Linked DNA regions of Mus musculus: region 1 is linked to region 2. The links are chromatin loops, found by intact Hi-C in ENCODE. Cell type or tissue: heart. All regions are shown on one strand. Links, peaks and the distances in the headings refer to the core of each region. The heading gives the core; the rest is flanking DNA. Region 1 overlaps Ipo11 (importin 11). Region 2 overlaps Gm45940 (a long non-coding RNA gene).

Evidence for each region. Hi-C counts contacts between places; a loop is a spot of excess contacts. Peaks named below come from ENCODE experiments on the same cell type or tissue, not always from the same donor. Only the 100,000 strongest peaks of a DNase experiment are listed, where the experiment ranks them.
Region 1: a loop joins it to region 2, with 2.4 times the contacts of the local background. A loop is called at or near these places in 4 of 42 quality-filtered maps.

The regions. Positions count from the first base shown.
Region 1 is chr13:106,892,508-106,897,894 of GRCm38, forward strand. Ipo11 (importin 11) reads right to left here. Exons shown (of 30, transcript NM_029665.4): 8 at 4,709-4,757; 9 at 3,298-3,368; 10 at 1-108. Among named protein-coding and RNA genes, the nearest start is that of Ipo11, 42 kb to the right of the region's middle. In heart, for the core only: a CTCF peak has its summit at 1,990 (motif pointing left); no DNase peak of the experiment used is centred there; H3K27ac peaks cover 647 bases.
Region 2 is chr13:106,713,233-106,718,549 of GRCm38, forward strand. It overlaps Gm45940 (a long non-coding RNA gene), which reads right to left. Exons shown (of 3, transcript XR_873901.1): 2 at 3,436-3,530. Among named protein-coding and RNA genes, the nearest start is that of Gm45940, 6.2 kb to the right of the region's middle. In heart, for the core only: a CTCF peak has its summit at 2,781 (motif pointing left); no DNase peak of the experiment used is centred there.

The sequences.
Region 1 (5,387 bases), core at 70-5,069, 180 kb after region 2:
TGTAACGCCTTCACCAACTTCAGTAAAAACATAGCTTACAGAAAATTCCAGTGACCTCTGAATTAGAGGAGTAAATGAAATGGGGTGTTGATCCAAGAAGTCCAAGAGCTATAAAGAAAAAAACTTGAATGGTATTTTGTACAAAATCTATAGAACTCATTATTGCAATTGTAAGTTTATTAATAAACGTTTAACCAGATGTAAACTTCCTGGGACCTCTAGGCATCACCAGTTCCTCATACACTGCAATCTTCTTGGAAAATCATAGATTTTTCCCAAGCTATACCTCATAAAAAATTTTCTAGTATTCATTTTTCTAAAGACTTATTTATTTTATTTTATGGGTATTTTGCCTGCACGCACATATGCCTGGTGGGACAGGCACCCTGAAATTGTGATTACAGACAGCTGTGAGTTGCCATGCAGGTGCTGGGAATTGAACTTGGATCCCTTAGAGGAGCCCTTAACTGCTAAGCCAGCCTCAGAATTTTCTAGTATTTCTAATGCAGGGACTAAAAAGATCCCATCATAGTTAACTTGGTAACAAGTAAATATGATATAAAATCTATAAATATATTAATATATAAATATTAAATATATGCTAGCTTTTCAAAAAGGAACAATAATGAGAGGAGGTCATTAAAAAACCAAGACTGCCTTTCCTATGAACCATATTTTGATATATCAAATAGCTGCTAAAAGAAATGTCCTATTTACAGAGCACTGTAGCTAAGGAATGCAAAAGAAGCAGAAGAATTAGAATGCTATTACCATGTAAGTTCTGGGGAACAGTGTATCTAGACAGCGGTCACCAGCAGCTGCCCCCAGGGAGGCAAGAAGGCTGCCTGAGATAAGCTGTAAGAGCTTATCCATTAACCCAACCGTGCACGCACACAGCCGGAGGCCGTCCTCCTGAGATGAGGTAGTACCTGACACACAGGAAGTCGCCTTACCATAGACCCTCCTGTCCTGGGACAAATGACTGAACGTGATCAAGTCTCTATCTCACTACAAATGTGTAAGAAATACAGGGAAGAAGAATGTGGAGAAAGAACACGTTAAATAATACAACTGCTTCGGGGGGCTCAGCAAGGAAAGGTGCTGGCTGCCAAACCTACACTAGATCTGCACAGGAGAGAACCAACTTCTGTTAATTGTCTACTGATCTCCACACGTGACCCGTCCCCTACCTCAAATAAATAAATGTAATTTAAAAAACAAACAAGCAAGATGCTTCATGAAAGTAACTGTTATCTCAGCAAGCAAGCAGCAAGGGGGAGAAGTCCTCAGGGCTGGGGTCCGCACTGTGATCCCAGCTCTTGGGAAGCAGAGGCACAAGGGTCAGGGGTTCAAGATCCTCCCTAGACAAACATCAAGTCTGAGGCCATAACAGGCTACGTGGAACTCTGTGTTCTGGGTGGATGGATGGTTTGCTTTGAGATAATCAGCAAAGGTCAGGAGAAGCAGCATGAGCATAAAAGAGCAGAGACAGAAAAGCAAGTCTTACATCTCAGTCGAGGCACAAGCAAGAGTTCAAGGTGAGCCTGGACAACAAGGTGAGTACCATAAGTACCGGGTCAGCCACGAGTAAGACCCTGCCTCAAAAAAAAGGGGGGTGGGGGGCTGACTATGTACTGACAGGTGAGCGGTAACTTTCTGGGAACTCAGAGGACTCAGCTATTCAATCCCATTTAAGTCAATGTTTTAAATGTCCCAATTTTTGAAGCTTTAGAAAAAAATGGGAAATTATGAATATAAATTTTCTAAGTAAAGTTACTGCTGTAAACATGTTCTAAAAAGTAGAATTACAGAGCTAAAAGAAATAAGAAACTCAATAGGCTACTAATAAATGTGGTTTCTAAAACAGACTATGTGGGAAGGCTCAGCAGTTAAGAGCACTGGCTATTTCTTACAAAAGTCCTGACTTCAACTCCCAGCACCCCACATGGTGGCTCACAGCCATCTAAGGGGATCTGATGCCCTCTGCTGGCCTGCAGTTGTACATGCAGCAGAGCACTCATATTAAATAAACATTTTAAAAACTATTTAAAACAGACTGTGTGCATAATACTGGCTCTCTATGTGCGAGACCATCTGATGAGTGTGTACCCAAATCTCTTCAGCAGCCTTCCTACTCTTGATGACCACTGCCTGGGCCTGATACGTCCTTCAGGGTTACACAATGATGACATTACATTACTCCTCTTACATTACCTGCTAGAATCCTTTATAAAAAAGGAAATGCCCCTCAGCAACTCTCTGACAGCCAGCAGGAACTACACTAACAGAAAGGCACGCCAAGTGTCAGTGCCATCCACTGCCCTCCTGACTTAATGTCATCATCCTCTTAGTTTCTCTATGTGAAGAATCTAAATCAGGCTGGGCGTGGAGACACACATTGAATCCCTGCACTTGGGAGGCAGAGGCAAGCGGATCTCTGTGAGGTGAGGCCAACTGGGTCTTCTACATAGTAAGTTCTAGGATTACCAGAGCTACACAGAGACCCTGTCTCAAAATAAATATAAACAGATAAATAAATAAAGTCAGCTTTGTATAGGGCTTTTAAAGGTGAAAGTGATTTGGTTTTGATGGCTGATGCTATCTAGAATGTGAGAAATGAAGACAACTGGCCTTAAAGTCTAACCCTACTACTAAGGCATCAGTAAAAGGAACAAGATACTCTGACCACTTTTAAGTACCCATTTTGTGCATGCAGTCTCTAATCAGGCCTTCCCAAGTGGCACCACACAGTTCTTTTTATTTCTTACTAATTCTCCAAACATCAACTTTCACAAAATATTATAGAAAACTTAGCTCTAGCATTTATATGCATTGCCTAGTACAGTAAAACCATAAATTCTACTCAAAAGGTGTGGTAGTTGTGATGATAATCTGAAGTCACTGTGAATACACGTTGTAATAGTATAGCTGCTGCCAGCTGCGTCTCATCCGCTTCTGGCTGAACTGCTATTTTCCTTTTTCCTGCTTTTCTCTGATAAATCTAAGAATAATGAACTTTAGAAGACTCAATTTTTCTAATACTCATTTTGGGTGATTTCCTTTGCCCAGTGCTGATAACATAACCAAACGCTTGTGAGTGCTAGGATGTAAACTATGACATTGGGTATGTAAATTTAATTACTATACATAGTTTAAAGATACAAAAGCTATTTTCAGTTTTCCACAAACCTAATTTTCCTTTCATTAAAGCAAAAAATATTACAAATATATCTCCTTTCTAATTGTGAGGGTGTATTATACTTGGGTAAACAAACATAACTAAAAGAGAAAGCTTACCACTTTAGTAAAAAGAATGATGGTCTTTTCCAGTCTATCTCGACACACATTATCTGTACCTATACTTCTGCCTATTAAGAATAAAATTTAAGTTTTTAGTAGTCTGTAAATTCACAAAACACATCAAAATTTTATTAAAAATAAGATATTTCACATAAGAAATTCATGGTTGAAATAGCAAGATTTGTTCCTAATAAAACAGAATTGTAATCAAAATTACAATGAACAAAACTAATTCCAAAATTTAAACTTAACATTTTAAATAAAATGGTAACAATTTTAGCAACAAATTATAAGGCATTTTTAAAAACTAAATCAGCTGTATCTGAAGCATTTTCAGTTCAAAGCAGGCAAAGGACAATGTGTTCTTCATAGTTTTGTCACTTTACAATAAACCTGTAAATTTCTAAAAAACTCATCTACTTAATTTTGTATATTCAACACAGCTGTCCGTCAATTCCTTTCCCCTCATTCTGCCTTGACATTTATCTCATTCATCTAACTTCTACTACCCTCTTGGTGATGACCAGAGCAAAGCAACCTGTTTTTAAAAATTAACTACAATACAAGAAAATGCCTAACAACATGTTCCATTAAGTATTTGCTGAACTAAAAACATGTATAAAGTAATCAACAACCTCTACAAATGAGATTTAGATTCAGACAGCAAGTATTTTAATATACTCACTGTGTGTGTGCATGTGCACGTGCATGTGTGCGCTCTGGGAACTCAGCTATTCAATCACATTCAAGTCAGTGTGTGTGTGTGTGTGTGTGTGTGTGTGTGTGTGTGTGTGTGTGCACATCACAATCACATATATGGAAGGGACAGGATAACAAGTCACCAATAAAAGTAGAACCCCAACATATTTCCTTTGTGGGACATAGGATACAAACAATTACATAAGGTATAATTTTGGGAAATTAATATCCGAGTGATATATAACCCATACTAAGAGAGATAATCTATAAAAATCTAAGTAGCACTTAACACATAGTATTTATTTATTCTGTCTTGAAATGATGGTGCCTAGGGTAGCAATATTAAGTAGACAGAAGAATGCGCACACAATGCAGCATTTAGGAAAGGTTTCTCTGGACTCAGGATAAGACAGGGCTCTGCAGGCAAAACTAAGCTTCTGATACAGGCTCAGTAGTTACTTACCAAATCTGACGATACTAATTCTAGTCACATACAGGATCTGCCACCTACCAAGCCCTCACTCAGACTGTTCAAAAGTGATACTGAGACAAATCACTGTACAAGATTTACACCTACAGAGTAGAAACTATTGATAAGTTGGAAGTAATTCACTAATCTATTAGCCCTCATTAATCAGAGCTATTAATTAAAATGGATAAATAGTAATGAATGTAGCTCTACAGTCAAAACTGCAATGGAAACACTTACTGCACTCCAGAAACTGTTTTAGACGTTCAAATATTCCATGTAAAAAACCCTAGAAAAGAACATATTTTAAAATGTCTCTATATGCTGTTATAAGCATAACCTTGTGATTTTCATCAAGGGTACTAAAGCATCTAGCAGACAGGTTTTATAGAAGTATCTGAGAGAGCTAGATGTGGTCATACATGCCTAGAAGCCCACCATGGTAGAAAATGAAGGAGAAGGATCATGAATACACATGCTAACAAGTGCCATAGCTCTAAGTTACACTTCCATCCCTTTCTATTTTGAGATATGGTCTTGCTAAGTTATCCAATCGGGCCTCAAATTTGCAGTCTTCCAGTCAGAACATAACAAGAAATTGATATTACAGGTGTGTATCATGCTGAGCAACAACTCCTTATCATAAACAAATCTACAACAAGAATCTAAGAGCTAACCTCTTCAGTGTGTTTTAGGAGACCCTAAGGCCCAACTCAACACACTACTTCCCTTGATTCTGTGCAGCCAGCAAAACACAATCCCCATAGAACGTGTAAACTCATCATGAAAACCAATTTGTATTTAAGTAGAAATTGCATAGCTATATACTTCTGCACAGAAAAAAAAAATAGATGGCTGTATATCAACAGTAATATATACTACAACTTTGGTAGTCTGAATGAAAATGGCTTCAGTGTTG
Region 2 (5,317 bases), core at 318-5,317:
GCTTGTACCACCTTTCACGTGCTCCCATGCTTATGTACAAGATGTATTGAAAGTCTTGTTTTTCTCCTACTAATCTGACTTTCATCACTCTCCATCACAGGGCTCCAGCCAATTAAACCAAGAATGAAGGTTTCCGCCCCTCCTGGGAGGTCCTCTAAGGTTGCTCTCTGGCTTCAGCAAGCACTGGAAAGCCAGATCTGAGCGTGGCTGTTGCCTTAAACCCCAAGGTGGGCAGCCTTTGCAGTGGACAACAGGGGGAGCCTGTCTTCTGCTCTTTCCTCTGGCTGTTTCCTCTCTGCTAGTGGCTCAGTTCTACCGGACAAGGACCTCCAAGGGAGCCACCATGTACAGACTATAGGGACTGCCAGGCCCCTGACTTCTGACTGGGAAGCTGGGTGAATCACTTTCCCAGCACGGCTTCTGGAAGCAGCAGCCGGTCAACTTCCTGAATGTTCCCAGTGAGGTTTTTGCACGCTTTCAATGCTGAGCTTTTTGAAACAGAATGCATCAAATCTTCCCTCAGCAGCTGCTCACCTGCTCGAAGCTTTACTTTGCTCATCTGAAGATAAAGGACAAAGATAGCCACTTGTGAAACTTGGGAGTCCCAGAAGTGAGGTCACCTCCCTTGTTATTATCAAAGGAGACAAAGTGACTTGGTCAGCACTGAGAAGCACCAACCATCCCCATTGGCCTCTCCCTTGTTGCCTGTGGTTCAGCCACATCAGCTCTCTTACACAGTGGAAGCCAGACAGCTGGGCTCTTAGTAACCAAGCACATAGCCCCGAAGGTACCCTTTTCATGGGAAAGACAAGAATTCTGGCAACTCTGAGAATTTGGGTGCCCATTCTCCAAACCAATGGTTTTTTTACCCTGGCCACTTCTTGGGATCATGGGGGAGGTTGTGAAAAGGACTACAGTGTTATTCATCTGTGGTGAGGCCAGTTGGCTTCAAGGGTCTATGGTGTGATGTATTTAGATGGCAGTTTAGAGTTTCCACACATAATCCAAATGTGCTAAGGCTGAGAGCCACTGGCTTCCAGACGAATAGCAAGTGGGTCACCCCAGGGAAGACTTTGACTACGTCTTGCCTCCTGCCAGACCCTGACTTATGTTGGCTTCCTTGAGGTGGTCATCAACTCTAGTCAGCAGTCAGCAGAAAAAAGAAAAAAAAAATGTGCTCTATTCACAATCCGCAGTTTGCACTTTAAACTCAGTCCAGGAGCAGGCAAGATTGCTCAGTGGGGAAAGGTCCCCATACCTGATGCACTGAGTTCCATTTCAAGGTCCACTTGGTGGAATGGGAGACCCAACTCCACAAAATTGTCCTCTGGTCTCCACATGCACCCCATGGCCTGTGCAAGGGCACACACACAAAATAACTTGTCATTTTAAAAATCCAGTCCAAATTTGCAAAACACATGAAACTGAAGAAGAACGAAGACCAAAGTGTGGACACTTTGCCCCTTCTTAGAATTGAAAACAATCACCCATGGAAGGAGTTACAGAGACAAAGTTTGGAGATGAGACAAAAGGATGGTCCATCTAGAGACTGCCATATCCAGGGATCCATCCCATAATTAGCCTCCAAACGCTGACACCATTGCATACACTAGCAAGATTTTGCTGCAAGGACCCAGATATAGCTGTCTCTTGTGAGACTATGCCGGGGGCTAGCAAACACAGAAGTGGATGATCACAGTCAGCTATTGGATGGATCACAGGGCCCCCAATGGAGGAGCTAGAGAAAGTACCCAAGGAGCTAAAGAGATCTGCAACCCTGTAGGTGCAACATTATGAACTAACAAGTACCCCGGAGCTCTTGACTCTAGCTGCATATGTATCAAAAAATGGCCTAGTCGGCCATCACTGGAAAGAGAGGCCCACTGGACAGGCAAACTTTATATGCCCCAGTACAGGGGAACACCAGGGCCAAAAAATGGAATGGGTGGGTAGGGGAGTGGGGGGGGGGGGGACTTTTGGGATAGCATTGGAAATGTAATTGAGGAAAATACATAATAAAAAAAATCTAGTCCAACCCCGCCCCCCGCCAATTTATCTGATTGTATTAATTAATTAATTAATTAATTAAATCCCAGCCCTCAAAACGCAGAGGCAGGTGGATCTCTATGAGATCGAGGCCATCCTGGTCTACGTAGCTAGTTCTAGACCAGTCCAACCAGAAATATATAATGAGTGAGAGTGAGGAGAGAGAGAGGAAGGGGGAGGGACAGGGTAATGGGAAGGGAGAGGGAGAGCACACAGCCTCTGCACTGTTAAAAGCGGACTGAATTTGGGCCTGGCATTTGGTCATTTGTGGTCCCCGACCCCCCATAACCCCACCCACCCACCCCCACCCCCGTCTATACTGTTTTTAGTGGGCATTACCATCACTGACTCCCAACTGTCCACAACAATCAGTCAAAGCCTTACACATCCAGGCAAAGCATGGAGCATTCTTCACATTCCTTTCTCCTTGGGAGAAATCGAAATTGCTTGTGAAATGGTGAATTGCTCCCTTTTTATTTCCCAAACTTAGGTACAGAGGTACGGGAGTTGGGTGGGGTGAACAAGGGCTAAGCAGAGCCCTTTTCCTTAGGGAAGATTTTCAGACTGCACATTGTATAGTTTGCCTATCAGAGCTCTGAGGAGCACTCATATCTGAGCAAGAATCGAGAACACTACAGCAGGAAGAATGTGTAGGCTCCCTGTAGGGAGACCACCCAAAGGAAAAGAACAAGTGGCTTCAACTCTTTGTGTGTGCTGCCACCTTCTGGTAAGGGCAGGTATTTCATCACACACATACAGCCTGTGTCACCCACCCATTTTACAGATAATAATACTGAGATGCAAGTCTGCATCCACCAAGGTCAAGCTGAGATCTGTAACTTCCAAGTTTCATGATTTTTTCCCATGCCATAGACATGTCTAAAATGATTCCTTTCTTGTTTGATTTGGATTAGTTTTGCTTATTTTTCTCTTGAGACAGGCTTTCATGTAGCCCAGGCTGGCCATGAGTCTCTTGCTTCCACTGCCCACATACTAGGGTAATAGAAGCTTCCCATCGCTCCCAGCTTTGATCTTATTTCTCTAGGGCATACATGTCATTCTAAACCCGAGTGTCTGCACAGAGATTGGTGTGTAAGGCTGGCACAGCACACTTGACCAGTTTCTAGGGTCTTATGAGTTCTTGGAGCAGATGACAATGTAGATAATCCAATTGAACTTTAACAGACTTTCTCCCTACCAAGTGAAAGCTTTGCAGTGTATTTTCTCAGACACAGTAGAGACTTCTTTTTTCAAGCCCCACCTCAAATCTCTTACCCCTGTACTCCGATCACCTCTGGCCACCTCTGATAGCTCCTAGACACCAGGACCATGACTTATGATCAACCAGGCAACACCCGATCACCTAGAAGAGACGAGAAATGCACCTACCTCTGCCCAGCGGGCTCGCATGTGGTAATGAGAGCCCTGTTGGAGCCATCCAGTCTTAGGGAGGATTGAAAGAAGTCAGGGTGAGCCACAAGGACCTACAAGTTCAACAGTGGAACAAAAGTAAATAAAAGACATTATCATACAGGCACCATCATTCCAGGAAACCTCTAACCAAATAAAGTATGAGAGAGGACAGAGCCGGTTCATCCTTGACCCTCCCTATGCCCACGTCCACTGAGCATGAGTTCCTGAGCAGCACATGATGTCTAGGATGGAACCCGGCCATCAGTACTTTGTAAAAGATATCCAGTGTTCCTGGGGCTGGGGAGATAGCTCGTCAATAAAGTCCTTGCCTTGAAGGCATGAGGGCGTGAGTTTGATCCCCTAAACCCACATATAAAGGCTGGGCTTGTTGGGAACTGGTTTGTGCGCCGTATTCAGATGTTGGTTTCTATGCCTAACATCTGGCTGCCTAACATCTGGCTGCCTAACATCTGGACGGTGGCAAAGCCAAGCATCTCCAGTCTCAATGGTAAAAATGATTTTCCAGCACCTCTGATTGGTTAATACAGAGCTGATCTGCCAGTTAGCTGGGCAGAAGAGAATAGGGTGAAATTGTTGATCCCAGCCTGGGCGTCCCAAAGAGACAAGAGAGAGGAGGGGAGGAAGGAAGTGAGGGAAGAAGAGAGAAAGAGGGGGGGAGAAGGGGAAAGGTAGAGAGATGGTGTGTAGATGGGACCAGGAAGATCCAGAGCACACCAGGGCAAGACCATATGGCAACTAATAGAACATGTGGCTGGAGAGTGGGTATCCTAGTTCTGTTAGAATAGCTCCTAACCTGCACAGCTTACTGCTTGCAACTTGATAATAAAAACACCACGTCCCTGGGTCGGGAGCTATGTCATTTATTCAGGAGATAAAACAAGCTAGAGCAGGCATAGATGTTGCAATTGCTTGGAAGCAAAGGGGGCATAAGAGAACCCCAAAGAATTACATCTACAGGGCAGGGTGCCATGCTTGTAATCGCAGAACTGGGGATGAAGATACTAGCAGATTCCGTAGGAAGTATTGTCTACATAGCCCAAGGCCAATGAGAAAGACTGTCTTAATGGTTTGCCCTCCTGGGAAATGGCATCAGAGGTTGTTGTCCCCTTGCCTCTGCATGCATACACGTGTGCATTCTGAACATATGCACACTTGAGAGCGAGCAAGCATTCGGGCACACACACACACACACACACACACACACACACATCAGATATTTTGAATATGCAGCCAGCACTCAGATTGAACCAGAGGCAAGCACAATGGAAGTATTCACTTAAAATCCCCACCCTGCTGCCTGGAGAGGGCATTAGTGGTGAGAGTAGCTAGAGAAAGATGAACAAGACCCAGCGTGACTGTAGGAAAGTGGGCAGCTCTATGGAAATGGGAGAAGGGAACTAGGGGCTGATGTAAGTCTTTTCATGGGAACAGTGTGCTGTGAGTGGTCAATACATCCGGTGAGCAAAAAAAAAAAAAAAAAGATGCACACTTGAGTGTGAGGCCCTGAGTGCGGCAGCCATGAAACCTGGGTTTGAGACTCTTGTAAGCTGACTCAAGAGTCGACTGTGGTCTACTTATTCCCAAGTGAGTCCTGATGATTGTTTTGCTAGAGCATTGGTGGCAACTGCTCTCTGCATTGTTTAGACTTTGGTGAAGCAAGGACATCATGTTCCCATCCTCCTGCTCATGTTTGTGTACCAGCTTGTTAAATCTGGACAAGGAAAGGGCACAGCTCAGCAGCATCACATGGACACACATATCCACATGCACACACATATGGTAAAGCAACTTTTATTAGAATGGCTTACAGGCTACGGTTGGACTAGTCCAGCAATGA